3 separate regions of the Mus musculus genome follow, and regions 2 and 3 are each linked to region 1. A link is a loop called in an ENCODE intact Hi-C map of the cell type or tissue named here. Cell type or tissue: left cerebral cortex. All regions are shown on one strand.

The links. Hi-C counts contacts between places; a loop is a spot of excess contacts. Peaks named below come from ENCODE experiments on the same cell type or tissue, not always from the same donor. Only the 100,000 strongest peaks of a DNase experiment are listed, where the experiment ranks them.
Region 2: it touches region 1 in a loop (2.0-fold over the local background); 3 of 42 quality-filtered maps call a loop at or near these places.
Region 3: it touches region 1 in a loop (2.9-fold over the local background); 2 of 42 quality-filtered maps call a loop at or near these places.

The regions. Positions count from the first base shown.
Region 1 is chr15:94,843,101-94,851,100 of GRCm38, forward strand. The region is part of intron 3 of Tmem117 (transmembrane protein 117); the gene reads left to right. Among named protein-coding and RNA genes, the nearest start is that of Gm31007, 48 kb to the right of the region's middle. In left cerebral cortex, a CTCF peak has its summit at 4,594 (motif pointing right); a DNase peak (open chromatin) is centred at 4,586.
Region 2 is chr15:95,538,177-95,546,176 of GRCm38, forward strand. No RefSeq gene overlaps it. Among named protein-coding and RNA genes, the nearest start is that of Nell2, 14 kb to the left of the region's middle. In left cerebral cortex, no CTCF peak of the experiment used is centred here; DNase peaks (open chromatin) are centred at 4,660 and 6,274; H3K27ac peaks cover 620 bases.
Region 3 is chr15:95,189,386-95,197,385 of GRCm38, forward strand. The region is part of intron 1 of Gm31075 (a long non-coding RNA gene); the gene reads right to left. Among named protein-coding and RNA genes, the nearest start is that of Gm31075, 10 kb to the right of the region's middle. In left cerebral cortex, no CTCF peak of the experiment used is centred here; DNase peaks (open chromatin) are centred at 3,802 and 4,717.

The DNA.
Region 1 (8,000 bases):
AATATAGGAGAGAGACAATGTCATGATCATTTTACCAGCTCTTTCCCTTCAGTATCCTTACCCAGAATGAGCCCATGACATTTCCTGTGACTTGCAGGCAGTGTGAAGTTCTCAGAGTCCATGACATTAGAAGTGCAGGGGCAGACAACATTCCTTAGCGCTACTCTGAAGGCTGAGGAGTAGTGCCCTGGGTGCCTTCTAGCTACATGCATGTAGGTCCTGCTTTTGACCATTGAATGCAAAGAGATGTAAATTTACCTTTTAGTGCCAGCTGTGATGGTCATCTCCAGAGGCTTACTGTTGGATAAACTCACCCTTTCCAGCTCTTTCTGAACTCTAGCTGGCCCGTTCAACTCAGCTGTGCTGGCCCAAACTCCTCTCCAAGCTGAATGATTCATACTGGCTTTTCTTCACTTCTCACTGACTCACTCCGATTGGCCTCAAACTAACTCTGGCAATCTGTTCTAATCTTCTGGTGTGCTGTCTTTACCTGTCCCAGTAAAACTGCTTCTTCTCTTCTCTTCTCTTCTCTTCTCTTCTCTTCTCTTCTCTTCTCTTCTCTTCTCTTCTCTTCTCTTCTCTTCTCTTCTCTTTCCCTTCTCTCTCTTCTCTTCTCTTCTCTTCTCTTCTCTTCTCTTCTCTTCTCTTCTCTTCTCTTCTCTTCTCTTCTCTTCTCTTTCCCTTCCCTTCCCTTCCCTTCCCTTCCCTTCCCTTCCCTTCCCTTCCCTTCCCTTCCCTTCCCTTCCCTTCCCTTCCCTTCCCTTCCCTCTCTCCCTCTCCTTCTCCCTCTCTATCTCTCCCTCTCTCTCTCTCTCTCCCTCTCTCTGCTATTCTCTTAAGTTGCCTCTCTTTCCTATTCTCATGAGAGTTGAGTGTAACCTATCTCTTACCCATTCTATTAAATCTTTCTCTGATTTCTCACTTTGTTTGCCCCTAGATTAGACATCACTTTAAACCATGGGTGCTTCCTTTTACAAACTAACTTTACCTTCCTTGTTTGGGATTAAACGTCTGCACTAAGGGTGTGTCTGTATTCCTGTCGGAGGGAATAAAGGCATGTCATTCCATTCCAACTGGGTCACAGAGATGCAGGTGTTTGGATGTGATCCCTTGTCATAGCAGCCATTTACAGATTAAATTCCTCTACAGGGTGAGAGACTGTAACAGTGCTGATACTGTCATCATGTGTGGGTTTGTACATTCCCACTCTCTTATGGATGTTGACTTTAGTCTTATGTGTCTTTGGTTTGTTGACTCCATTCCATGGTTCTTCCCTGCCTCATGTTTGCTGCTCTCTTATCAATCATTTCCCTTTTTAACCTTTGATGATGCTTTCACATGCCCCATTTTTTCTGTGATTATCTCCTGTGGATGTTGGCTATCCTCCAGCATCCTGTAAGTTGGTACAGTGTTGGATGCCAGTACCTACTACAGAATCTACACAGTAATTAGATGACAAATGTCAGATCTCATATTATCTGTGAGAAAGTCATGTGGCTGAATCGACAGTATTCTTCCCCTCTATTGAGCATGTACAATATCTCTTGCTTGGCTTTCATTTAGTCTTTATTTGATTTTTTCCTCTCAAGTGCTGTAGAAGATATCATGGATTTAATTCTGCCTCTGTATTTTCACTAATTCTCATGTTAGTCAAAGACATGATCTAGTGCCCTTAGCACATTCTCACCATGACCCAGTGAAGCCAGAAGTAGAGCTTTCATAGTGTAAATTAACAAGAATGAATTTGATACCTTGAATGACTCAAAGTAAGGCAGGAACTGTGTTCATTCAAAATATGAAGCTACCAGTGTCCACATGACAGTTCCTCACACCGGTCTCAACAGGCTGCTTAACAGCTGCCTAGGAGCTGCCAATATTGTGATATCAAGCAGGTAGTTACTCTATTACTTGTAATAGCAATCCAGATAGGAGTTTTGGATTCCTTTCTACCCTCAGCTCTCCATCTTCTTTTACATTTCTTTGTTCCTGTACCCTTTATGTTCTTAAGAGATGTTCTGAGCACCACACATTTTTTTTCTTAAACATTTGCTGAGCACCTAGAGAGCATTTGCTTTGTGAGTTACTAACTCATCTTGTTTATTAGGTCATTTAAGCCCTACCCAGCCCTGTAGGCTTAGATTTTTCAAAACCTACTTTTAATAAAGGTTCCCTTCCAGCCTACCTTCCAAAGGTAGGGGAGAAAAGATGATGCATAGGACAAGGGTGTGTGAACATGTTTAGAAGTAGTTCTTTGAAATGGTTCCAGTCTCCATTTGTCAGGCTACCAGCAGTCTAGTTCAGTAGTGTCAGGAGAGCAAACATGAATCAGCAGTGGTGTTGGCATGATCCAGTAGAAACAGCTAAGCCTCAGCAGAGTCTGCATGAGTCAGCGGGAGCGGCCAGAATCTGTCTAGATACCAGGAGAAGTTCTCTGCTATGCCTCTCTCATTGAAGTCATGATCAGCTAAGACTTGAGACCAAGTGTTGCAAAGCTCGCTATGCAATCACACCATCATCATCCTTTGAGTCCTATTTGTACTCTCTCCAAACATCTTGTGTTTTCCCATTGGTCTTGCCCCATCAAAACACCATATAAGTCGGCCTCACCATGTGAGTCTGCATGGCCCAACCAGAAACTTTCACTTCACACTCCCTTCCCCATTAGTACTATTTCTCCTTTCCTCATGTGTTTCCCCTCTTGTCAAGGTACAAAATTCTGAATTGATGTTGTTGTCTTTTTTTTTTCCCTCTCAATACTTTAAATGGATCATTCCATCTATCTTGTGTGCGCCCTGGCTCGCCAGCAAGAACGATGCTGCAACAGGATCGTTCTGCACATGTTTATTGGGAGAGCTTGATTGCAGAGGCGAAGACACCCCAAGCCCAGAGCTGGTGCTGCTTATATAGGCCTAGGAGAGGTGTGTCTCACACCCGGATTGGTTATGCATGGGTTATGTTTACCACCTCATTTGCATGCCTCACATCTGATTGGTTAACTTCTCTCTCATCTGATTGGTTAACTTGTCTCTCATCTGATTGGTTAACTCTCAAAACCTCATCTTGGCAAAAAAAAACTTTACTGCCTATGTATGCGTGGTGGCCAGCGGTAGCCAGCACCACCCTGCAACGGCACATGTGGCTTTCCACACATCTACTTTTTATGTGTATGTGTATTTCTGTTGTGGGCACATGAGTGTTCATCTATGTGTGTGAGAGTACATATATGAATGGGTGTACATACATGCACATGGAGGCCAGAGGATAGCCTCCAGTATCATTCCACAGATGCCATCATCCTGTTTCTGTTTGAGATGTTTCACACTGGCCTAGGAGGAAGTTCAGTGAGTCCAGGGATTCACCTGGCTCTGCCTCCCCAGTGCTGGGTTGATTACAAGTGTGTACCACCGAGCCCAGCTTTATTTATTTATTTATTTTTAAGTTAGTTCTAAAGAAATGCTCAGGGCCTCATGCTTATACAGTAAATACTTGACCATTTCAACTTGGAACTGAGCTGTCTCCCCAGGCCTTATTTCATTCTTTCTAGTCTGGTTTCTTTCTTTATTCATCCTGAGTATTTTTCTTTCTTCAGGCTTCTCTCAAGACTTCTTTATTTTCTTTATATTTAGGGAAAGTTTTCTAGGTGTGGCATTGGCATTACCTGGTGAGTTTCTGCTGCGATTCTGCGCCTGTTGTGTGGTGTCTGGCACTGTTGATCCTGGCATTTCTTCTGCTCTTTTCTGCCATCAGAGATGTGCTAACACTGTTTCTACAGTCTTAGAAACTTTGTTTCTCTTTCTTTCAACCACCTTTTCTTTTCAAAATTGGAAGTTTCCATTGACATATTCTTTTTTTGTTTGTTTGTTTTGTCGAGACAGGGTTTCTCTGTATAGCCCTAGTTGTCCTGGAATTCACGCTGTAGACCAGGCTGGTCTTGAACTCAGAAATCTGCCTACCTCTGCCTCCCAAGTGCTGGGATTAAAGGCGTGCACCACCACTGCCTGGCTATTGCCATATTCTTAACTGAGATTTTTCTCAAGTGTGTCCATTACTAAGGAGCATTCAAACATCATGGACATCCTTGTCATTGTAGTCTCCTCCTCCTCCTTCTTCTTTCTCTTCTTCTTCCTCTTCTTTTCTTCTATTCTCATCTTCTTCCTTCTCCTTGTCACAGTTTTTAGTTAAGAATGTCTCTCTTTCTTCTTACATCACTACTTTTTTTGTCTGCCTTTTGCATTAAATCCTTAACGTATTAAGTGTCAGTACTTTTTATAAAAACCCTCTGGGCTGATTCCAACGCTTTTGCCATGAATGTCTGACTCTTTCTTGATAGCTGTACAGTCTTTTAAAACTGTATTTTTTTGGAGGGGGTGGTAATTATAAATGAGGGCACAGTGAAACCACTGAATTAGATTACTCTGTGTAGAAAAAAAAGTTTATTGGAAGAACAAACTGGGGGACTGTGTCAGAGTAGAGGACAGCAGCTCAGCGGGAAAGCAGGCAGGTTTTATATGATGGTTGAGGAGGAAGTATTTTTAGGGCATAAAAACATGCTGTGTGGGAACTAGAACTGGATGCCTTTGCCCAGATAGACCAGTGGAGGGCAGTTAAGGCTTTCCTTGTAAATAGAAATCCACTTTATGAGATTCCTGAGGAGTGCCAAGTTTAGGCTTCTTTTTACCTGGCAGGGTCCTCCTGTTGAGGACACGAGCAACAGTGCCATTTTGGGTCCCTGCTTTGGACATAAGAGTAATTTTTTACTAGGTGAAAGAAGCTATAATGTAGTGACCTTAAGTAGTGCAGTGACAGAAGAAAAACGTATAGAACAATGATTTCGGCCTCGTCTATCAGTGAGACTGTGTCCTGAGATGCCAACTTCTCAGCTGCTTCTTAGACTCCCTCACGCCCATGCCCATAACAGGATGACTGGGAGCAGCTGCAGCCATTCATTTTCCTTCCTGCTCTTCCAGTGGTCTGCAGTACAGCTGGGCTCTGTAGAATAGATGTTCTAAAAGATGGCTTGTGAAGACCAGAGTGCTGCAGAGAACCCCCAAATTAGCATGGTCATCCCTGTACCTTCTAAAAGCACGAAGGAAAATCTTAAGTAACAATTTTCCCCTTGACAATGTGGTGCAGCGCTGGAAGCAAGCTCCTGAAAGCCTAGAAACCTTTCTGCCACTCAGTTTCCTTGGAGTCCTCTGCTCCTGGAATTGTTCACAGTGCATATCCTGTAATTCCTCAAGTTTAGCGCCAATGCAGTCATCCCCTGGACTGTTCCCATTTAGTAGTGTTCTTTGCTTTCAGTATTATTTACTTTTCTATTGCTATGATAAAACACTATGGCTGAGGCAACTAATAGAAGAAACGGTTTCCGTGGGCTTATGGTTCCCGAGGGTTGGAATAGATGATGGTGGAATGAAGTCATGGTATCAAGGGCTCACATCGTGGACTGCAAGCATCAAGCAGAAAGATGGAACTGGGGATGGCATGGGGCTTTGAACCTTCAATACCCACACCAGTGACTTACTTCCTCCAGCATTGATGAACCTCCCCCCCCCAAGTCCCCAACTAGGCATCAAGTGTTCACACCTCTGAGCATATGGGGGAACCTCTCATTTAAACTTTATTATGTGTGGTGTGCTAGTCTCCCAGCTTTTGATATCCTGGATTGGAGAGCTTCAGGATGTTATATCCATTTTAAATATATAAAAGTCAACTCTGTTTTCTGAGGCTAATTAACTTGCTAGGGTACAAACATAACTATAAGTGATGGTGACAAATACTTTAACCACTGAAGTCTAGTTTTCTTCCAATTATAGTATAATTACTCCAATTGGTCTTTTTGTTGTAAATGGCATTTATATATTGTTACACTTTGAATAATAATTATATAATCTTTACCTTTTGGTCAAAGAGTACAAAGTATAAGTCAGAATTCTTTGAGTTTTATTGCACAACATGGTGAGTAAAAGTAACAATGATATATTGTATGCATCTGTCATAATACTGTGTTACTCCCATAAACAGATTTAGGTGTGATTTGTTAAATTATAATACAAATAATGCTCAATCAAACAAATGTATAGGTCTGGGAAAATATTTGAATTTTTCTGTATTCCATCAATAGTTTATATAATCCAAGTTGATAATCAACTGTGAAGTAATAGGTAGTATTTCTCATGTGTAGGAAAAGATGAGGTTGTAATTATAGTGGCCAGTGCACTCAAATCTGTTACCTTGTTCAACAGTACTATTCCTTTCCGGGAGACTGCCGTACCTCTGAAGAGTGTGTACCAGTCTCTCCCACTCTCCCCTGACTGTGTTACATCACCCCTGACATTGCCCTTGGTTTGATCTCAGATGAACTTTGAATAAACTTACCAGTTTCCGGTGCAAAAAACAAACAAACAAACAAACACCAAATTTGAGAAATTTAGGCAAAGTTCCTCAGTTCCCAAGAGCTTGTGAGGTGTAGGGCAAGCATTTGAATTTGAGTTCTTGACTTCTAAAACGATATTAAAATCAATCATGCTCCAACAGAAGGCCACACATTCAAGATATTTAGGCAGCAAAACTTGGTCTTGAATGAACATAGAGTTAGGTACATAAGGAAGGTGACGGTATCTGGGGAGAGTTAGAAGGTGAATCTGTGTAAAACACACGTGTCCAGTTAGTGCATTGTCTGCTAAGAACCCTTGCGTTTTGGTCATCATTAAAGGTAGGAGAAGAATGGACCTAAGATGTGCTTCACAGAAAAGAGTCAAAACTCCTAGAATGTAGATTTCTCTTCTGTTGATGAGTGTCTGGAGGGCATTTCCATGTTCGGTTAAGATTCAAATACACCAATTCATAGCCCTGAATGTGAGTAGACATGAAGTTTCAAGCAGACATGATTTGATTATTAAAAATAGCATTTAGTTTTGAGAGGGAAGAAAGCACAGATCTCATGGTTCAGGATTGCACTATTGAACATGTGGCAGTTTTCACTTCACACAGCACTTCTTCTAAAATAAATATTTTGTTTTACCTCTTTTTTTTTTTTAGATGATTAAAAGATTTACAATTGCCTAACCAACTATTCCAAATCAGGTCTTATATGTCAGTCAGCTGACAAAGATTTCATCAAATTGACTTAAACCAGAGTCACCTGGGAACAAGGAGCCTTGATTGAGGAATTGCCTCCATCAGATTGGCCCGAGCACATGTCTCTGCCTCACACAGATTGGCTTGAGCACATGTCTCTGCCTCACACAGATTGGCTTGAGCACAGTCTGTGAGAGCATTTTCTTGATTAATGATTATGGGTGGGGCCAGCCCACTGTGGGTAGTACCACTCCTAAGCTGATAGGCCTAGACTGTATGAAAAGAAGCTGATGAAGCTAGAGATAGCAAGCCAATCTTCAGCCTTCCTCCACTGTTTCTGCTACAGTTCTCTCTTGTCTCTTGTTTCCTGTCTTCAGTGCCTGCCCTGGCCTTTCAGGATAATGGATATATAATCTGTAAGCCAAATAAACTCTTTCCTCTCCCAGGTTGGTTTATCACAGCAGTTGGAAGGAAACTTTATTATCTGCTTTCTGTTCCTGGCACAAAGACCTAGGAAATTTAACTTAATAGACAAGAGTCAGAAGTTTCAGTGGGTGGTCATTGGCCCTGTTGTCTTTGGGCAGATGGTCAGCACATGGTAGAGGAAGATGCAATCAGAAAACAAGGGTACAGATGAGAGTATTAGAGTCTTGATATCCCTTTCAATGGAAAATATCTACTGACCTACTGCTCCCCACTCTCAGTGTTCCATTATCTAATGGTTGGTCTATAAGTTCATGACCAAACCTGTAGCACATTGGCTATTGTGGGGCATCTATACAAATCGCCTTCCATCTGGTTGGCCAGTGAGACACTTGGACATCCATTTCTTGTTTGCTCAGCAGCCTCTGAAACCTAACTTGTTCTCTTTGTGCATTTCTGGTTCCCATTTGTCACTAGGACTAATAACAAGTTGTAGT
Region 2 (8,000 bases), 700 kb after region 1:
AATATATATTTCTGGCTCTCATTGATTGTACAAACAAAACGTGCCTCAAGATATCCTCAACACATGTTCCTTTCCTTTCCTCCTGGATGTCCCGGATACCTTTCCAGGACAAAACCATCGAGGTGACTGGCAACTATCTGCCAATGTTTCAGGCTCAACTAACTCATTGCCTTTCTTCTTTCTTTATTTCAATGTCTAATTCTGTTTTTCTTTGTTTTGATTACAATCATCCTGACGCCTATAGAAGATATGCTATTTTAACTCATAAACTCAGTTGTGAAAAAAAATACACAGCTTTCTTTTCTATACCTCATCTTCAACTTAAAGCACCATTTTTCTGATGGAAGAATAATGGCTTGTCTGTTGAGTGTTGGTGTGTTAGACACCGTTCTGAGAACATGAACCCTTTAAGTCTTGGAAACATCCCACAGGATAGATGCATAGTCAGGACAGATAGAAGAGAGTGGGGTTCAGAGGGGTGAAATGTCTTTACCAAGACCATGCTGTAGGCAGTATCAGAGCTGGAGACCAGAGGCAACACGGGTACAAAGTTCATTCTCAAAACATCTCCCCTAGGTCCCCTCAAGACAGCCTGGCTGTAGCTCTCATAACACATGTCTCAACTTCCCCCTGTTCTCTGGCCATCTCCCCATTACAAGACACTCCTTACTCACAGGGCACACTAATGTTCCTTCTGTCCTGTCATCGTGGTCATAGCATTCTGACCTTGGAGGAACTACCAAATACCAAAGTAGCAATGTCAGACAGACTGACAAGCAGAGAGGTGGGGACTGCTCCAAAAATGGTACAGGAGCAGGTCTCCACACTCTGGACTTCACATCCTTCTCAATAGGATGGAATTATTAATAATCTCTGTATTCATAATTTCTAGAGCTAAGACCTTTCAAGCTCCAAGATGCTATTATTCCAAATGAAAAATGACCATATCTAGTAACACAGTAATTAACTCACAATTTTGATAATAGTTGTTTAGAACAAACGGCCAACCCTGACTTGATTGACAGGATTATTTTAGCATGGGGAAGTCAGGGCCTTCTGTCACTGATTCGTGCCTCTTTTCTGCTCCAAGAAGGAAAAGGTAGAGTCTGACTTTCTCACGACAGATCACACAACAACTTGTCCCAAAGAAAGCTGGCTGCAGAACTGGAGGTCAACTGTGTCTTCTTCATTCCCAGAGCCTAAATGAGAATGAAGGCTGAGTCCCCCAGGCTTCCTAATTGTGAGGCACCATACAGCGACCTAAAACAAGACTGGAAGCTATCACTGAAGAGGAGGTACCTGAAATATAATCCTGATCTATAGAAGTGTTTCTCCAACTGTAGCAAAAAACTAATCTTTAGATACATTTTATTTATTTATCTATTTAGTTTGTGTATATGTGTGCTCATCTACATGATTTTATGTTCACCACATGTGTGCAGGAACCTCTGAAGGCCAGAAGAGGGCGCTTAACCACCAATAACTGGAGCTGCATGCAGTTGTGAGCTGCCATGTGGGCTGTTAGACCAAGTCCAGATCCTCAACAAGAGCAGTAAATGCTCCTAACCCCTGAGACATCTCTCCAGCCCTGAACAACTTCTTTAAAGTGTATATACATTGTATATCAGCAGATTATGGAATTTAAAATTTATATATTTAAAGTACAATAAAGTGGACATCAAGGAAAATACATTAAAAAGACACACAAAATCAACATATATAAAATTGCAATCCCAATAAACTTAATCAAAATAAAAGTGAAGACGACAACAACAACAACAATGTGGAAGTTATGTAAATAGTGCATCAAAGCTGAGAACTCAATAGAACAGAATGGAGACTTGCTGAGTGTGCGCGCAACTTTACTCGTTCGCTATCACAAAAGCAAAACACTGTGAGGAAGCACCGATCTGCAGCATTGGGTTGTCTTACATACTCTGAGGAGCACCACGAATGTCAGCCACTAAGCTTGCTCTAGTTGTTAACCTGCTAGGGTTGGCAATGATGCTATTCATAGGAGTAGCATACTTCAATGACTGTTTCATTAACACATAATACACAGGTCAGTCTATCTACACGTAATTTAATTTCCATCTGATATAAGGTAAGTGATGCTAAATTTTCAAATTTGTTCTTTAGTCCCAATCAGTCAATAATTATAAAAATATCTCATGTAACACTGTACCTCAATTTACATGTGTAAATTTCAAGTGTTGGAGGAGTTCTGGGAGATACTTCTTTTTAGTGGGCATCTTGTAACAGAGAAATTGTAGACACACTTCAAGCCTGTCAGGGATGGATGATGTGTCTTGTGGGTGTATAATGCCAAGACCATCTAGCACCTCACCAATAACTTTGCTGTCATTGAACAATCTACAGAAGTTGATTTTCCAAGCTCCTCTCAATTTTGGCTATTATCAAAAGATATTGTACACTCTTTCCTTGCATCTATGTATCTAGATAACTGAATGCATTGAAGGGGTGTGTGTCTGTGTGTGTGTGTGCCTGTGCATGTGTGTAAGCCTATACTGTCCAGTCCATAGCTTTCAAACACTGGCATGACACTGATTTATCTGACAGAATATCCAAGTCTCTGCTCTGGCTTGGTTTGTGTATTCCCAAGGATTCTTGTGTTGGAGGCTTGTCCCTGCAGTGGCAGTGTCTATGACTCATAGTTAGGGCATTGGTGGACCTCTCCTGGTTCCTCATCTAGTTCACATACATGAAACTGGGTCGCAGACCCCCTCTTTAGCCTGCTGTCTTATCTTGCTTTCCCTCCTGCATGTGCACCAGCCATGATGACATCTACTATAGGACTTCACCACAGACCAAGCAAATGAGGCCACCCGACATCAGGCTTTTGGCCCCCACGTCTGGGACCTAAACGGAGCATTTTTCTTTGTACATAGTCCAGCCTGAGCCATTCTGTTGCAATGAAAATGGACAACCATGGCTTCTTCCCCACTTCAAATAGTCTAAACAGAACATGCCTTCTATAATCATAACTCAGCACACAAAACATGCTTATGAGCAGTTCCATACCCTTAGTAGTATCACATAATGAAGACAGCAGTGTAGGACGCAGCACATAAGCTCAACATAACTTACAATTTTGACCATGTTATTGAGCAAACTATTTCCTTGACTCACACTTTTCTCCAAACAAGAAACTCCTCCGTGGAGGAGTGCGTTTCCATCACTCTGACAAGCGCCATTCCAGACTGCTTTCCTAAGCTTGCAGGTGCACCATTAGAGGATAAGCCAATATAAGCTAAGCTGCACAGTGTAGTGGCAGCCAGTGATCAAATGTGGAGAATCACAGCAGTGTATATGTGCAGTGGGAATTTCTATGTATTTACACGTTAGTTCATTACAAGCAATTTGTAAACGGGTGTCATTTGGGGGAGCCTTTGTCTACCAGAACACAGGGGAGTCAGCTTTTGCTCATCTCTCCAGCCTCTTACCTCATAGAACCTCCCCAGCTTGTCCATCCTCCCATGTATACACCTCTCCCTCTCTCCTTCATGCCCTCCACCTCACATATTTCCATGTGTTCACTTTACAAGCATGTGTTTGATATATGTTCTCTTCTTGAATATATTCTAAGGATACAGACCAGGTCCCCATTTGCTTATCAACAGATTCCCAATGCCACAAACATTAAAAGTGTCAGGATTCACTGAACTTTTCTTTGTTTACAGAGTCAGCCACAAAAAGGGCTTACATCTTTACTTAAAAAATACAAAATAATATTTTCAGACACGTTGAATGGGAAAGATGGAAAATGCTTCCTTCCTTTGATCAAACAGCCAGGCTCATTTTTATCGAGTCTTTAGATCCTGGGCTTTTATTAGGAAGAGAAACAAAAGGATAAAGGGAAAGTGGAGAGAGATAGGGTGAGAAAGCAGAGAGAGACGAAGGAGACCATGTTGAACCCAGCGTACAAGCGTGAGGTTTTCTACACTGACCACTGGCCCTGTCTACAGTGGTCTTCTGTTTGTCTTTGCAGGTTTCTTCTCAGTTCATTCTGACCTGATAAACTTGCATTCCCCGAGGGGCACTTTCTCTCCCCCTCCCCCTCCCCTCCCCCTCCCGCTCTCCCTCTCTCCCAGCATGGTGTGTTGACTCATTCAGGTCTTCATGCCTGTACCACTGGGTGCCCGTTTCTGTTGTGGCGCACACCACATCAGTGTTATCATGTTGTTTCATCCTCTGTTTCCCCTCTACCTAGATCATTCCTTCCACAAAGGTGGAAACGCATTATTCTTGTTCCCACTACTGTAGCAAAATACTGTATATTGTAATCACAAAAACATCAGAAATGTGTTGCTTTTAGTTTGAGAAGATTGAAATTCTAAGACCAGAAACGAGTAAGTTTGGCATCAGATGGGGACTTACTCTCTATAAAGGGTACCTCCAAAGTCTGGTTACATAAAGGAAGAAAATGATGATCTTTTATAATGAAACTCATCTCACTCACGAGGGCTCTGCTGCCTTTGCAATTTAACCATGTCCTATACGTCCTACAAGTTCCTATTATCACACTGAGTATTAGATATCAATGTAGGCATTAGGAGGACACACTTTCCAGACACAGCAGCTGGTATAGATTTCAGTGGGTGTTTGCTAGGACGTTGAATGAGCGAGGATGGGGGCAGTGAATGGAGGATGGAGACAGGCTAAAAAGGGATGACTATGTGGGGCGATGACTGGAAATAAAGCCAGCTTGTAAAAGAAGTCCAAAGAAAAGACAGGAAAATGGAGAATGTAACGAGCAATGTTGAAGAGAAATGCAGCCTCTACAGCCTTGCCCTGGGCACTTAGAGATCACAGGAGCATCACTGCCAAGCAGCATCTACATCCTGGCCTGAGTGGGTGTCATCTCAAGGCAAAAGGTGATCACATGATATTTCTGCATTGATCCAGTTAAAATGAGCAAGGGCAAGCCACATAATTTAAAGGGAACCCTAGCAGAGCAGATTTGTATGTATTTTAGCATTGCTTTGCAATTGTTTATTTTTATATGTATAAGTAGTTTATAGTCACAATAATGGGTGACACCCATTATTATATATATGTTTCTTCAGAAAAATATAAATGTAGTTTGTCCTAAATCTCCACTATAAACCATCCCATGATGCTCAAACCCTGAAGGCAGGGTCTGGAGCTCTTCTTAACTGTTTCCCTGACATGTATGCCTCTTTATTTTCTGTGGTTCACACTTTAAAATCTCATTTACCAGCCCCCCACCCCCACCCCAAATCGGAGGCTACCACCACCGTCTCCATACACAGCCTTCCTTCCCCTTTGAGATTCACAGCTTTGAGGAATCACTCCACGTTTGCTTGGTGTTGTTATATAATCAATACAAATACGGATAGCATTCACTGTGTTACATTACCTCCTAATGTGTCTATGTTGGTAAACACTCATATGTTTAGATTTCTTTTTTCTGTGCTTATTTATGGAGTGCTCTGGTCTGATGGCTTGAGCTAGGGGGAGTGAGACATTTACTGCACTCTGAGAGAGGAAAACAGGCAAAACTTCAGGGTTACATTTTCCTCAAAGTAGTTAAAATTGTGAACACTCAGTAAGATGGGAATAGAGGCCCCCAGGACAGGTATATGTTTGGCTAAACTTGAAGACAAATAGATCTCAGTTATTAAAGGCTGAAAGTTGTGCAGCTTTGAAAAAATTCTTAATGGTTGCTAAAATACATATGCCTATGTAAGCATAAACTAAATAAACAGCAAAGCTTGCAAAAAGGGAAAATACATGTTATCGTTCAAATTATCCAGCCAAGATTGGCTTTATAGGCTCCCTTTAATTAACAGGAGATTCCTAAAGTCCCGGATGCCCAGTTAAGTGACCTCTTGTTAATAAATAATGGAAACTAACAAAATTTAGAAAATGTAATCAAAATCTGCTAGCAATTACTTAAGATATTTTATGACTGAGGTACACACAAGAGTAACTTCCCAAAGGCTCATACCCCAAAGGAAGGTGTGGCTAGCCAATGAGACACATATGTGAGGAAATGGCTGGATGAAGCGATACCTAAAACATGATGCACTGAGCTCAGGGGGCCGACAGAAATGGGAGGCCAGGGGAAGTCTCAGAAAGGAGGAACCTAGCCTGAGCTAGGCTCCAGAGGTAAAAACAAACCTTGACAGATGGCTGGACACCATATGCAAACATTCCTCCCTAGTGAAGAATGAAAGTGTCACCAGTCCAGTCATACAAGGTGGAAGTGTAGGAAACTTATTGGTGGACAGCCAAGCGAGGCTTTGACTTTTATTTTTCAGGGACACATGTTCCCTGCATGTGGTACTGGGCTGTAGGACATCTTACTCAGAATCACCTGCACTTGGGCATATTCCCCCATAGCCTCCTACACTCCCTTTCTCATTCCTTCCTTTCCTCTGCATCCCACTTTTTGTTCTAGATACTTATGTTTCTATTTTCATATTACACACACATGCGCGCGCGCGCACACACACACACACACACACACACACACACACACACATTACTTTATGTCTATATAAAATCTAGGTGCCACAAAGGAGAAAAAACAAGCCCCAAGGCTGACTTATTTCACTCAGCATGATTATTTATTTCTAGTTGTATTCTGCTTCCTGAAAACATAACTATTCTTTATGGCTAAAATATTCCACTATATGAACCAGCAAGATGGCTTAGTGGGTAACAGTGCTGGCCACCAAGTCTGATAATGAGTGGGACCCCCAAGACCCACACAGAAGTTGAAAAGAACCAAATCCCAAAAGCTGTCCTCTGACCTCTGCACACACGCCCATGTAAGTACATACATACATGCATACATGTATGTATACATGCATATCTACATATCTACATATATACATAAACACACACAACTAAATAAATGTAATTTAAAATTTTTCCAAGCATGCCACATTTGCTGCACCCATTCCTCTGTCGTTGCACATATGGGTTAGTTCCATAACGTATTTATTGTGAATCAGTGATGTGATGCATCTCTGTGATGTGTGGGGATTTACCATCTTCTGGGCAAATGCCCAGGAGGGATGCTGCCAGGGCATGCAGATTACTTTTAGTTTTCTGAGGACCCTCCATACTGACGGTGAGTGGAGTACTGTTCATTACCTCCAGTAGTGTGGGCGTGGTCTCTTTTGTCCACATAACCAGCATTCATCATTTGCCTTCTTAATGACTGTCTGCCATCCTAACTGGGGTGACATGGAACTTCAAAGTAGACTATGTTTTTATTTCTCTACAGTTGATGAGATTGAACATATTTTTCATACACTCATTGCCCATTTGTAACTAATCTTTTGAGAATTTCATTTATTATTCCTTTTACCAGCTTCCCCCCAGATTCTCCCTCTTATCCAAATTCTCTCTCTCTCTCTCTCTCTCTCTCTCTCTCTCTCTCTCTCTCTCTCTCTCTCTCTCTCTCTCCCTCCCTCCCTCCCTCCTCTCCTCTCCTCTCCTCCCCTCCCCTTCCCTTCCCTCCCTTCCCCTCCCCTCCCCTCCCCTCCCCTCTCTTCTCCTCTCACCCCTCTCTCTCTGCTCTCTCTCTTTCTCAGTAAAAAGTAGACATCTGAAAAGTAATAACAAAATCACATTAAATAACAAGAGCAAATAAAAACTGGAATAGGATAAAACAAAGAAGCAGAAGAAACAAGCCAAATACAAAGCACAAGAAACACTTATAGACACGGGCACAGAGACATACATTTGCACACACAGAAATCTCAAAACAACACAACACAAACCATAAGACATACACATAAGACCTATAAGATAAAAAAGTTTTATTTGTTTTTAATACCCTGCTGAAGCACCATGATATAAAGAACCTCCAAAATTGCTCTTGAACTTATACTGTGTTGGCTCTCTATGCTGCTGAGTGTGGAGCCTGCCTGCCCTTAAGAGTGGTTTGTAGACCCAGGTAGACTTTGTTGGAGACAGCCACTTTTTCCATTGCAAGCAATTAT
Region 3 (8,000 bases), 350 kb after region 1:
GGATGTATTCTGCATGTATGCCTGGATGTGTGTAGCAGTATTCTGCTAGCAGCCTTCAGATGAAGATGTAGAACTCTCAGCTCCTCCTGCACCATGCCTGCCTGGACACTACCATGCTCTCTCCTTGCTGATAATGGACTGAAGCTCTGAATCTGTAAGCCAGCCTAATTAAATGTTGTCCTTATAAGAGTTGCATTGGAGCTGGGCAGTGGTGGCGCACGCCTTTAATCCCAGCAATCGGGAGGCAGAGGCAGGCGGATTTCTGAGTTCGAGGCCAGCCTGGTCTACAGAGAGAGTTCCAGGACAGCCAAGGCTATACAGAGAAACCCTGTCTCAAAAAACAAACAAACAAAAAACAACACCAACAAAGAGTTGCATTGGTTATGGTGTCCGTTCACAGCAGTAAAACACTAAGACAGGAGGCTGCCTTCCACCGCTGCACTGCCTGCTTCCCCTTCCATGGTGCAGGCCTCTGGGACTATGACTGCCTCTGGAACCATCTCCACTGCAGTCCTTCCACTATGCTTTAGAGATTAAGTCTTTTCTGAACCTCCATGGACGAAAAGCATGGATGTCAGCCTGCCATGCTATTTAGAGATGGTGGAACCTTCAAGGGTTTGGCCCCATGTAAGAAAGGTAGTCAACGGAACATAACATCTAGGGAGGTACTGGGTCCCTTGAATCCTCCGTTAACTCACCAAAGTCATGAGGGGAGCAGCTTTGCTCTACCAAGTGGTGGCTACTATGAAAGTCCCAATGCAATGGCAACAGGTGACCTCTTGGGTTCTTTCTTCAGTTGTTTTCAAACACACACACACACACACACACACACACTCACAGGTACACACACCACACACGTGCACATACATACCACACACATACAAGCACACACCACACACAAGCACACACCACACACACATACAAGCACACACACCCACACACCACACATATATACAAGCACACACATACAAGCACACACACACACCACACACATACAAGCACATACCACACACACACATACAAGCACACACACATACCATACACATACACATGCTCAGCTCCAAGACAGCCCCGGAGCACCTCTGAGTTCAGCTTGGTCACCTGCTATTTCAACTGGATGAAAGAAGAGGATGACCAACCTGGCCTGCACTCAGGCTTTCTCACTGAAAAGCTTAATGAACTTGGGCAATCCTCTTATCCTCCCTAAAGCTAGCATTTTCTGTTCTCTTAATGAGATGCAATTACACTGGCTTCTGCCTGAGAAAATTGACAATATTTTTTCAGTGCCTGGTGGTACAAAACAAGTCATAAATTATTAGTCACAAACATTATTATAGTTGTCATTATCATATCTGTCTTGAGATGCTGATTTCTGTGAGGCAGGAGGGAGGACCTGAGTTATAGAGAGATTCAATGCGAGGCTCCAGGGCTCGAGTTTAGCATCTGGTAGAATGGAGATGTTTCTAGAAAGATAATAGGATTCACTGCCCTCTGGAGAAAATGGGGCTTCAACTTAGTTCCAAAGTGAGCTGAGTGTGACCCTGTGGTATTGGAATTACACAAGTTACCCTCCATTGCAAAGCTTTGGGGAAATGTGTAGATTCTTTGAAAAATTTGTGTAAGAGAATTATGTCATAGGATATTAGAGGGATTATGTCAAGGGGTGCCATAGGAGAGGCATGTGGGAATGAATTCTAGGAACTGGATGCGATGGCTAATACTGTCCACATGGCAGGATCCAGAGTCATGGACGAGACAAGCGTTTGGATATCTGTGAAAGATTTTCTAGATTACATTCACTAAGATGTGAAGATAAACCATAAATGAGGACAAAGCCACTACAGGGGCTGGGACTGTGGACGAAATGCGCCCTGCCCTCAAGTTCTTGCTGCCATACCCTCCCTCCTCAATGGGCTGTGTCCTCAAACTGTGATCCAGAGCAAAGCTTCATTCTTTAAGCTGATTTCATCAGGTGTCTGATCACAGCAGCAAGGAACGTAACTACAGACATGGAAACACAGAAAACCCATAAAAACAACACAGGAAGCCGAAACATACAAACAAAAGATCTGTAAGGTTAAAAAAAAATTGCCCAGACAAAGCACTGTGAGATAAAAAACTAAAACAAAACAAAACAACTTCCAAAAGTGCACTGGGTTCATTTTGTGTTTGTCATATACTGCTGTGTGAGGAGCCCGCCCTAAGAAAGGTGTGTACACCCAGGGGGTTCCACTGGAAACCACTTCTTTTGCTTTTACCAGAGGTTATCAATTGGGGATAGATTCTGGGCCAGGGATGGCGACTTGGGTGGGGAATTAGGGAGGACTGGGAGGAGTTGGATGAAGGGAAACCACAACCATAGTATATTGTATGAAAATCTAATTTCAAAAAAGAAAGTAAGTAACTAAGTAACACAGCTGTCTACCCCAGGGCAGTGCCCACATTCTCCTGAGCCTCATGATGGAAAACTACCAACCAAATATATATATATATATATATATATATATATATATATATATATATATATATATATATATATATATATATATATATATATATGTATGTGTGTGTATATATATGTGTGTGTGTGTGTGTGTATGTGTATGTATGTATATAGAATATATAATTAATCATATTTATTGTATTATCAATTATAATTCTATTTATATTATATATTTATAACTATAATTATATAAATTAATTATTAATATGTCAATTGTATCCAATATTTAATATATCAACATTGTATAGTATATATATGTTTAATATATTAACACATAACTATATGATATATTAATATAGTTATATAATACACATATAATATATATTTATATAGAGCCAGGCATAGGTGGTTAATACCTTTAAGTATAAGGCTTAAAGGCAAATTATGACAAAACCAAACCAAAACAACAAAATAATTGTATATTTAACAAGTAAAACGTGGGGTGAAGTAATAATGAAATCCTTTCAAACAAAGATGATGGGCAAAGAAATGCTGAGCAGATGCAACCTCAGAAAGCAGGTCTGTCCGTACTTAAATCAGACAGTGGAATTCCATCACGGGGTCTTCACTAGGGTAGGAGGAACAGAATGGGAGCCAATGCTAACTTCTAGAGGATGGTAAACTGTGATTTTCCAGAGTTAATTAACAACCTTGAGTTCTTTATTCAGGAATTACTGTGAACCAAACCAGAATAGTAGTAAACCTTTAACAGCCAAATCATGGTAAAAGCCCTTTAAATGAAGATAAGAGAAATCTCAGAGGCCGCCGAAGGAAGCAGGGCCACGTTAATACAGCTGAGAAACGACAGAAGCCAGAGGCAGAAACCTGGAACAGGTACACTAGAATCTTTCACAAAACTAGAATGTAAAACTGTTAGGGTTAGAAGAAAATAAACATTTTTATTATTGCTCAAAAAGTCAACTTATCAAGAACAGTAAACACACTCGGCCCCCAGAAAATGCGTAAGAAACTAGATTGACAAGCCACAGTAGGAAAATGATCTAAATGCAGATGCCATCACTCAAGGCTGTAAGCAAGGGAGCACTGAGTTCATGGGAGGTGTTCCAGAAGGAGCAGCTACTGGTGCCACAGGCAGAAAGCCCTACTGACCAGGAGCAGCTGCTGGAAGCGGAAGTGCTGTCCGGTAAGGCTGCATCCGCGCTCCTCACTGCCGCTTCAGCCTGAGCGGGCTTTGACATCTGGGCGATCAGTATGGTAGCAGCTTAGATTTTTTTTGTTTTTGCCTTTGTTTCTCACTGTATAGCAAGCTGGCATCCAGGCTTCAAAAATGCTATGTACTGCCTTAAACCAGGCTTTAAGACTGTGCACTGTAAATCAGCCATCTGCTTCCTTGTGAGTCTGATTGAAAGTTATGAGATTTGTACACACACACACACACACACACACACACACACACGGAGAGATAGACAGGAAGAGAGGCAGAGAGACAGAGACAGAGGATGATACACACATACATAGACAGAGAGACAAAGAGACACACACAGAGGAAGTTGCGGATACAGAGAAAGAGAGAGAAACAGACACATAGACACACAGAGAATGATACACACACACAAGCGTAGGCAGAGAGACAAAGAGACACACGGAAAGAAAGTCACAGACACACAGAGAATACATACACACACACAGATTCAGAGAGAGAGAGAGAGGGAGAGAGAGAGAGAGAGAGAGAGAGAGAGAGAGAGAGAGAGAGAGAGAATTGTCTTCCCTCTCCCTTCAAGCAACATGAAGACTGGGGAAATCCAACCTATAAATGAGTAGGAGACCAACTTGAGTACAACAGAAAAGAATGGTGGAAGAGAAAAAAAAGATGAGATAGAAAATGTAAAGCATGCCAAAGAGTTAAAAATAACTACAGCATGTTTTCATAAAGAATTCAAAGGCACTGATTTAAATGCAGGGCGAGAAAAACTCAGGGTTTTACTTCATTTCATGTTCAGAGCTAGCATTGCTGCAAAGCAACAGTAGCATTCCTCTGTGGGTTCTGCGAGTCGGAACATCACATGCATTTCCACCCTTGCATATAAGAATGGTTTAGATTGACTTGAAGTTATGATTTAACCACACAAAGACATGGAAGATGAAAACGTGACAAGCACAGGGGTTCTGGGGAGGCCGCTCTGGGGGAGTGAGTTGGCTCAATGCTGTGAGGTGTGGCATTTGCATTCTCTACTGAGCAAGCCTGCAGTAAGTGGGCATCTCTTTGGAGCAAATGCAAACACGGAGCTCTGGCTGTCTTCCCAAACCCGCCACGCTGATCCAACCCAGTGGGATAAAAAGTTAAGACAAGCTGCAGAGTCTTACACAGTGCCCTGAAGTGTCTCCTGAAAATGACGAGGCAGAAACCAAAGCACAAAGAGGAAGAATTCAGAAAGGCATGAAGCAGAATTACTCTATCCATTGATCACTTTTCTGAGCCAGGCTAACACAGTCAGACCCACTTACTCCAGCATTCCATCGTCTCTATCTGCCCAGGAAGAATAGGGATGGAAAACAGAAATCAGAAGAGTCCAGCAACACTCTCATTACCTGTCTGTGTGTTTACCCAGAGAAGAAGGGATTAATAACCCAGTTTAATTAACAAGGCAGCTTTGTTTTTAAAGTATGTATTCTGGTGAATGCATGTATGTATGTGTGTGTGTGGATATGCATGTGGGCATTGTAAGTGTGTACATGTGGGTAAGTGTATTCATGCCTGTGTGTATTTATATGTACCCAAACATGCTTCTGTGCACACATATATGCTCAATGTGGTATATGCAACTTTGTATGTGTATGCCTGTGAGTGTATGTATGTACATACAAATGCATGTGTCTGGGTATATGCTGTATTGCATATGTATACTTATACATTCATGTGTGGGCATATTCACATTCAATTGTGCATATGTATGCACATGTACATTTGTGGGCATTGTGTGTATGTATATGCTATACACTCTTTGCACCTTCATGGTATTTACATGATGGCATATGTACATGTGCTAGAGTGTTTATTCATATGTGTGCCTACATATGTTTATATATGTGTGTGTGTGCTTTTGTGTGAGAGCACCTCCATCAGTGAATTGATGGGTGTATATGTTTTTGCCTTGTTCACATATATGTGTGATACATATGACTGTGTGTCCATATTTAACTGTGTGTACATGTATATTTGCATGTATGTATACATGCTCATTTTATGTGTACTCCTGTCCATGAACATGTATGTATGTGCATGCACACTTATATGTATTCAAATGTGCTTATATGTAAAAATATGTGTTTATATTTGAGGTACATATGTGTATATTTGCCTCTGTGTGTTTTTTTTTGCATGAGTACATGTGTATATATGTGTATATCCTTTGACAAAAGTGAAGCGAAACTATCCTGTGTGGCATGTTCTGGGGATGCATCAGTGAGGGAAATAATGATGCTGGCATCAGGGGAGTTAACTTCTAGCTGAAATCTGGCAATAAGCAATAAAATGATAATTATGTTCAGGGATGGTCAATGTTGTAAAGAAAGAATTAAGGGAAATAGACTTGAAAATGTTAGAGAATGAAGGATAGGATGAACAAAGGCCATCAGAGTTGGCACAATTTCTACAGTAAAATTTGAGCAGAAACATGGGGAAAATCAGAAAGGTATCATTAAGACACCTGGAGAAATAAATAAGGCAGAAGACATGAATGAAAATGAGTAAGACTCTGCTTTGCATGCTGGGATGAGGAAGGACCTGAACTCAGAGCCTTGGCACCCACATAAAACCTGAGCACATACCGGTAGCCCCAGTGCTGTGGGCAGGAGAGGGACAGGCTCACCCTGAGGCTTTCTGAACGGCTCTCCTGACTCCTGCTGAAGTCCACCAGGCCCAGTGAAACACTGTCTCAAAATTAAGGTGGTGAGCAATAGAAGTCACCTGATGTTGACCTGTGGCCTTCACACTCACATCCACAGATGTGCATAATGTGCCTGTGAATTCTCTCTCTCTCTCTCTCTCTCTCTCTCTCTCTCTCTCTCTCATACACACACACACACACACACACACACACACACACACACACACACACACACACACACACACACCACCCCAGGTAAAGCAGTAAATGAGACAGGCGTGAGGTTAAAGGATTATGGAGAAAGGATCTCAGAAATCCTTGTCCTCCATAGGTGGCTTTGGCTCCTGTTCTGAATTAGTGCACTGCTCGGTTCTGAACAGCAGAGTGACATATCCAACTTACACTCAAAGAATAAATTCACCTGTGTTTTCTTGTATAATAAACAAAAGTTACAGGAGAGAAAGACAGGAGATCAAAGGCACAGAAGGAGCTTGGGACAGCCCACTGGGTGTGTTGGTAGTTTAGCCACAATGATAGCCTGTTATGTGGCCACAGTACACAAGGGATATGTCCTCTCCCTCCCTCACACACTTGGTGCAGACTTGGAGCCTGCTGATGACCTAGACGTCAGGAGAAGTCTTATCACTCCCGCAATGAGGCCTGGGAGGGCAGGCAAGGCCCAGAGAGCTGCAATGAAGTAACTTGGCTTGGGGCTTTCTGCTGCTCATGGAATGGAGCTAACCTGAGTCCCCATAAGTGGCTTGAACCTCTCATTCATTTCAAAAAGCAGAACGCTTGGGCTTTCTCAAGTTTTCCCTATGATGAGTTTGAAGAGAAGGAAGGAGGCTTTAAGCTAACAGACATCCGAGAAATTGCCCTAACAGTGGGGAGGGAAGAGATAACCAGATTCCAGAGTTGTTTTTGTTGGTTGGTTTTGGTTTTTTTTTTTTTTTTTACACAGACAAAGTTTCACCTTTGGGTGGGATTCAGGGTTGAGATTGACAGAAGTTAAAGAGTTCCTCCTCTTAGTATATCTTAGCAAACTAAAAGCCTAGAAGACAGAAAGCATCCATACGAAAGAAACTTGTTTTATTTGTCCATGGATTTTTTTCTCTCAGTTTTAGTGGAGAGTTTATTTGAATATGAAGCCACGTTCTTTATTTTAAAACAGACAAACAAACAAACAAACAACAAAAACCGCTTCTCATTACCTCCCAACTAACATTCCTGGGGATGAGGTCCAGGCACTGATGATAGAACCTGTTCTGGACGTTCTCACTGCTGGAAGAGCTCTCCAACAGCAGAGCACTGTGCTGGCTTGGAATGATAGACCTACTGCCTCGTGTATTACTCACGCTGAACACTGATGGGGAAGTGAGGCTCTCTCAGATGTCTGAGCCGACAAAGCATCCCCTACCTGTACTTATTACAGATATATTTAAGTGTCTGAAGCACAGTAAAGGATCTTTAACTTGTAACATTTACTGCAAAAGTGACCTTTTATTATTTTATAGCTAATTAAGGAGGAAGCTGTGCTAGATCAGAAGAGCCCTAAAATAGTGGCCTGGTGGCTGTAAAATAAGAAAACATATGGTCCTGAGCACTGTGGGGTTCTTTCTGAGTCTTGTCAGAACAAAGCGGGATCCGGC